Regions from separate parts of the Homo sapiens genome. Here region 1 is linked to region 2. The links are chromatin contacts, found by Hi-C or POLR2A ChIA-PET in ENCODE. All regions are on one chromosome and are shown on one strand. Each heading gives the region's core, a stretch centred on a gene start or an enhancer-like site at or near the end of the contact. The rest is flanking DNA. Distances are from core to core; before and after follow the strand shown. Region 1 overlaps MIR3659HG (MIR3659 host gene). Region 2 holds the start of SF3A3 (splicing factor 3a subunit 3).

Region 1 (2,700 bases), core at 44-2,543, 120 kb before region 2:
CACACGCAACGCGAACTGGAGAGGCACATTCGCACATATGCAAGCATTCCCAGACTTCCCGCGACACACACATTCACGCCCTTACACATACAGACACACACTCAGACACTTGAACATAGATGTAGGCACACAGACTCACTTAAGCTGTGCGTAAATATTTACATACACACACACAAGACGTGCTCACGCAAGCACATCCTTGCTAAGACCACATTTCCTGGCAAATTCTGGTAATTCTGACCCCTCTGCCAGAGTTCTTGGTGCCTCTTTGGGAAGAGACAAAGGAAACTAGGGACCTGTCCTTCCTAGAAAGGGAGTAATGTGTCCCCAAGGAATTGGACCCCAAACAAGGATTATTTCTTTCCCCGGAAAGCCAATGACTAGCAAATGCTCCAGTGCCTTCTGGGCTTCCACCTAGAGCTTGGAGCAGGATCTGGGTGGGCCTTGACAAACGGGAGAGCAGAGCGGGAGAAGATGTATTGGTGGGTCCCAGGCCATGAATTGCAGGAAACCATCATTGCCTGAGAATTTCCATGTTGACCTCAGAGGCCAGTGTGGAATGGGGTGGCGTGAGCTGCTGTACCTTCATCCCTGAAGGCCCCAAGAGGCCAAGCTCAAAGAAGCTCCAGACTCCCAAAGCTTCCCAGGATCTAGGGCCCAGGGGCTGGACACTGGAGCTTAGAGGCACAGGGTCAGGACCAAACTCCTCAACCACTGTTCCCATTCCCCAGCACCTCCTCCCCAGTGCCTGCATCTCAAAAGGCAAGCTAAATGGCTCTGTATTTGTAAATTAAATATAGCTGCACTTCAGCTTTCCAAAGAGCTGGGAAGGAGAGAAGGAGAAAGAAAAAGAGAGAGAGGAAGAGAAGAAAAGCTGCCGCCCTCAGGAAAGTCTGGCTGGTACAGATTGCCTGAGTCATGAATATTCATCTGGCGAATGAGGAGAGCGGGAGTTTGCATAACAGCTCCACCCACCCAACTGAAAGAAATGTCACCGCCTTTGCCAATAAAGTGCCAAAGGAAGCCGGTGGAGGCTGCCAGCCAGACGGTGCCAAACTGCTGACTTCCACTCTAAGGCGTGGAGAAAGCACATTGTTTCCGGCCCAAGGAGCCGCCACTTGGGGCTGGGGGAATGAAGCTGGCTTCTGGGAGAGAACCAAGAGGAAAAGTTTCACTTGCCACCCACAGGAAGCCTGGTGGGCAGAGCGCCTAGGCCACAGCCCTCCCTAGGGCCCCTCTGAAGACAGGCTCAAAGCTGACTCTTCCAGGGCACCCACCCTGGCCAACCACCAAGGGCCCAGGTTCCAGGCTGGCTCCAGCTGCGAGCCCCATGCTCAGGACTGCCTTAAAGAAACCTCAAGAGGATCCTCATGAGTCCCAGGTTGTTACTAGGGACCAGGAAGCAAGGGGACAAACCAGATGTCACTTTGGGGCCTGGAAGTTTTCCTTGGCCCCATTTTGCAGAAGGGATCACCAACTGCAGGGTCATACACACTTCCAAGGCCCAATCCTACTATCTCTTATTCCAAGACATCTTCCCAGATTCCCTGTCACCAAGACAGAGTCAGTCTCTGTGTCCTCTGCACACCCCAGTCCTGATAGCTTCCTTTGATCCCAGCCCTTTCTGGCCCATGACTGCTTCCTCCCCTGACCTGTGAGCTTAGAGAGTGGGCTCTTCCTGATTGATCGGCCTCAGTGCCCCAGCCCAACATGAGATTCAGAGAAAGCACCTTGAGCAATTCGTTGAGCAGAGTCGATTCTTCCATGCGTTCCCCTCCCCATGCCTGTACCTGGCTCTGGATCTGTCCTTTCTTGGAATCGTGCTTGTCAAGTCCCTGGGAGGAGAGGCATTCCATCCCGGCAGCTCACTTTGGGCCCACTGAGATCAGGACTGAAGCCGAGCAGCTGGCCTCCCATCCTCAGCACCCTACTCCCCATGAAGAGCACGGACAGGCTCCAGCTCCCGTGGCACCCCATCCTCATGGCGGCACCCATTAGGTGGTGTCACAAATGCGCCTGCCTGCCCGCCAGCCTTCCACAGCTGGCTCCCTCCAGTAATTACCTAAATGAATGGGAGAAGCAGAGCTGAAGAGAAGACGTTCTCTTAGTACAGAAAAGCAATTAGGGCTGTGGGCGTCTCCAGCTGCTGCTCCTGTTATGTAAAGTTTGGGATGTGTATTTGGGACTTAATGAGGATATTCGTGTGTTCACATCTTACCTTCGCAGACTGCTCATTTCAAGCATTCCAAGTCCGCCTGGCTGCCGTACACAGCAATACAAGCTAGGCCACAGGTTCTGAGGGAGGAGTACCACTATGGGGCAGCCAAGGAGCCCCTCTTCCAGGACTCATGGAACCACAGAAATCTATGATGACAACCCCTTAGAACCTGGCTTCCTTCTGCAGGATTCCTGCTAAGTCCACATTCTGCTTGAGGCCTCTGGGAACTCAAATTCCTCTACCACCTCCTTCATGGGTTAAACATCTGCAATTGCTTTCAAAGTTCTTCCTTGAACTGAGCCAAAATTTGCCTCTTTGCAACATTCTTACATTTGCCCAAACAATTCTGTATGTCTGGGACCACACAGGATGCGCTGCTCCCTCTGCCCCAGGTCCGTCACTAGTCCTGCAGGAGGCAAATCGATATGGAACTGAAAAAGCTTCTGTAGTTGAATAAGCTTGAGAAAATGCTACATTAAACA
Region 2 (2,700 bases), core at 58-2,557:
TTCCATTGTACTGTATAGATATACCACACTTTATCCATTTGCCAGTTAATGGACTCTTGGGCTGCATCCAGTTTTTGTCTATTATGAATAATGCCGCTGTGAACATATGAACACATGGACATGTTTGCATTTCTCTACCTACAAGTGGAGATATATAGACAGAATTTTTTTTAAGGCTGTATGTCATTTCACAGCTGGTCTTCCACTGCTTGGATGCACAGTATTTTATTTTATTTTATTTTACTTTTTTTTGAGACGGAGTCTCTCTCTGTCGCCCAAGCTGGAATGCAGTGGCATGATCTCAGCTCACTGCAACCTCTGCCTCCTGGGTTCAAGTGATTCTCCTGCCTCAGCCTCCCGAGTAGCTGTGACTACAGGCGCGCGCCACCATGCCCGGCTAATTTTTTGCAGTTTTAGTAGAGACGGGGTTTCACCGTGTTAGACAGGATGGTCTCAATCTCCTGATCTCGTTGGATGCACAGTATTTTATTTAACATATTCGCTGCCGATAGACAAGTCGTTTCTACACGTGAATTTCTTTTTTTTTTTTTTTTTTGAGACTGAGTCTCATTCTGTCGCCCAGGCTGGAGTGCAGTGGCACGATCTCAGCTGACGGCAACCTCTGCTTCCCGGGTTCAAGCGATTCTCCTGCCTCAGCCTCCGGAGTAGCTGGGACTACAGGCGCCTGCCATCACGCCCGGCTAATTTTTGTTTGTTTGTTTTTAGTAGAGACGGGGTTTCACCATGTTAGCCAGCCTGGTCGTCTCGAACCTCTGACCTCAAGTGATCCGCCCGCCTCGGCCTCCCAAAGTGTTGGGATTACAGGCGTGAGCTACCGCGCCCGGCCTCACATGTGAATTTTTTTAAAAACACCACCAGCAAAACCCCACTATTCCCATTTTCCTGAGAAAGACGCTGAGGTCCAGAGAAAGAGAAAACGTTCTCATAATTTATGCTGAAAGCTGCGTCCTCAAGTTCCGGTTTCCCAACTCCCATCCGCACTCCAACTGCTCGCGCAGTCCACACAGGATACCTGCCCGCCAAGCCGGCCCCAGCAAGCCGCAGGAAGCCGTCCGCTGAACCTCAGGTTCTTGGGTTTTCCTATGCCCCCTGGAGGCATCTGCGAACCTCTCGGCATCGCTCCACCACACCTCCCACCAGCAGGTGGCACTGTTGCCATCTCCATAACATGGACTGGCCTTCCTTGTGGTGCTCCTGTTTTCTTAAGTCCCGGGGCACTTCCGGCACTCGCGGAACTTTGGTGCAGCCTGATGCGCAACGTGGGGACTCAGGCGCGCTGGGCGGCAGGAGTTGCTTCCGGCCGTGTTGGTGGTCTGAATTGAGAAGCCGCGACTAAGGGAAGATGGAGACAATACTGGAGCAGCAGCGGCGCTATCATGAGGAGAAGGAACGGCTCATGGACGTCATGGCTAAAGAGATGCTCACCAAGAAGTCCACGGTGAGTGGGGCCTGAGCAGAGGCTGCGGCAGGAGCACGAGCCTCTATCCCGTGTTTGACCTCTGAGAGCTTGCTTTGGCCCTCAGAACCTCCCTGCCTTCCTCCGGGCTCCCTCTCCGAGCTCCGGTCTTGGTAACCTCCTCCCGGGGTCCGGAGCCCCAGAGGCCTTTCTGCCTCAGCTGGTAAAAGCTGAGCGGGTAAGCTCCGCCCTCGGGCGGCCTTTTCTACTCCAGAACGCAAACTAACGGCGTTTGTGTCACCGTTTGTTTTTTCAGCTCCGGGACCAGATCAATTCTGATCACCGCACTCGGGCCATGCAAGATGTGAGTGCCCAGCTGTCTGCCTCTCTTTGGGTTGGCGAGGGCGGGAAAAGAGAGGGGAAGTGAAGTGCGGTGTCTCAGCATGAGTCCCTGGCCAAAGGTAACCGGATTGGCCAGTCGCGGGCTCTCTGCCTGGACAGATGTCCACAGGCTGCCGAACGTGAGGGTGCTTCCTCAGTTCTCTGAATGGGGAACTCTTGGGCATTCTTCATTAATCAGAAAGGTGCCCTTTTTTTTTTTCTTCTTCTTCTTCTTTTGGACGGAGTCTCGCTCTGTTGCCTAGGCTGGAGTGCAGTGGCGCGGTCTCGGCTCACTGCAACCTCCGCCTCCTGGGTTCAAGCGATTCTCCTGCCTCAGCCTCCGGAGTAGTTGGGACTACAGGCGCTCGCCACCACGCTCAGCTAATTTTTGTATTTTTAGTAGAGACGGAGTTTCTACTAAACATGTTGGTCAGGCTGGTCTCGAACTCCTGACCTCGTGATCCACCTACCTCGGCCTCCCAAAGTGCTGAGATTACAGGCTTGAGCCACCGCGGCCGGCTTACACGTGCCCATTCTTACAGCATCCTGTATCCCTTGGATGTGCAAACAATAGTTATGAAGAGTCCATGACTCAGGTGCATAGCTACAATCCTTCCCTTAAATGAAAAAAAAAATATATATATATATATACACACACACACACACACACACAACACACCCCGTATGTTAGTGTTTTTCTCCCAGGATACTACTTTAAAGCGTTTTGGACTACTAAACTGCATTTGTCTGGTAATAGTTCAGTTTATTAAAAGAAAAACAAGATGCTATTTAAACTGGGTGATGAATAAATGGAGGTTCATTTTACTACGTTCCTTACTCTTGTGTATGTTTGAAACCTGTTTAAAAAGGAATAAAAGACCTACTTGGACCTTCTGATTTGC

Evidence for each region. Hi-C counts contacts between places; a loop is a spot of excess contacts on that map. ChIA-PET counts read pairs that join two places held with the same protein, here RNA polymerase II (POLR2A).
Region 1: a loop to region 2 is called in a map of aorta, with 4 times the contacts of the local background. The contact joins the enhancer-like site here to the promoter of SF3A3 in region 2. A Hi-C loop is called at or near these places in 1 of 168 maps with a recorded cell type or tissue (aorta). POLR2A ChIA-PET finds 5 or more read pairs at or near these places in 2 of 52 experiments (activated B cell and naive thymus-derived CD4-positive, alpha-beta T cell).

What each region holds. Positions count from the first base shown.
Region 1 is chr1:38,112,777-38,115,476 of GRCh38, reverse strand. All of the region lies in intron 4 of MIR3659HG (MIR3659 host gene), which reads right to left. Among named protein-coding and RNA genes, the nearest start is that of MIR3659, 25 kb to the right of the region's middle. RefSeq lists an enhancer at 639-1,504. Within about 2 kb of position 1,293, at least 3 of the 41 ENCODE cell types and tissues checked have a DNase peak (open chromatin) inside an H3K27ac peak, as active enhancers do.
Region 2 is chr1:37,988,629-37,991,328 of GRCh38, reverse strand. It overlaps SF3A3 (splicing factor 3a subunit 3), which reads left to right and starts at 1,307. Exons shown (of 17, transcript NM_006802.4): 1 at 1,307-1,459; 2 at 1,734-1,781. The coding sequence starts at 1,364. RefSeq lists enhancers at 149-694, 1,086-1,255, 1,956-2,055.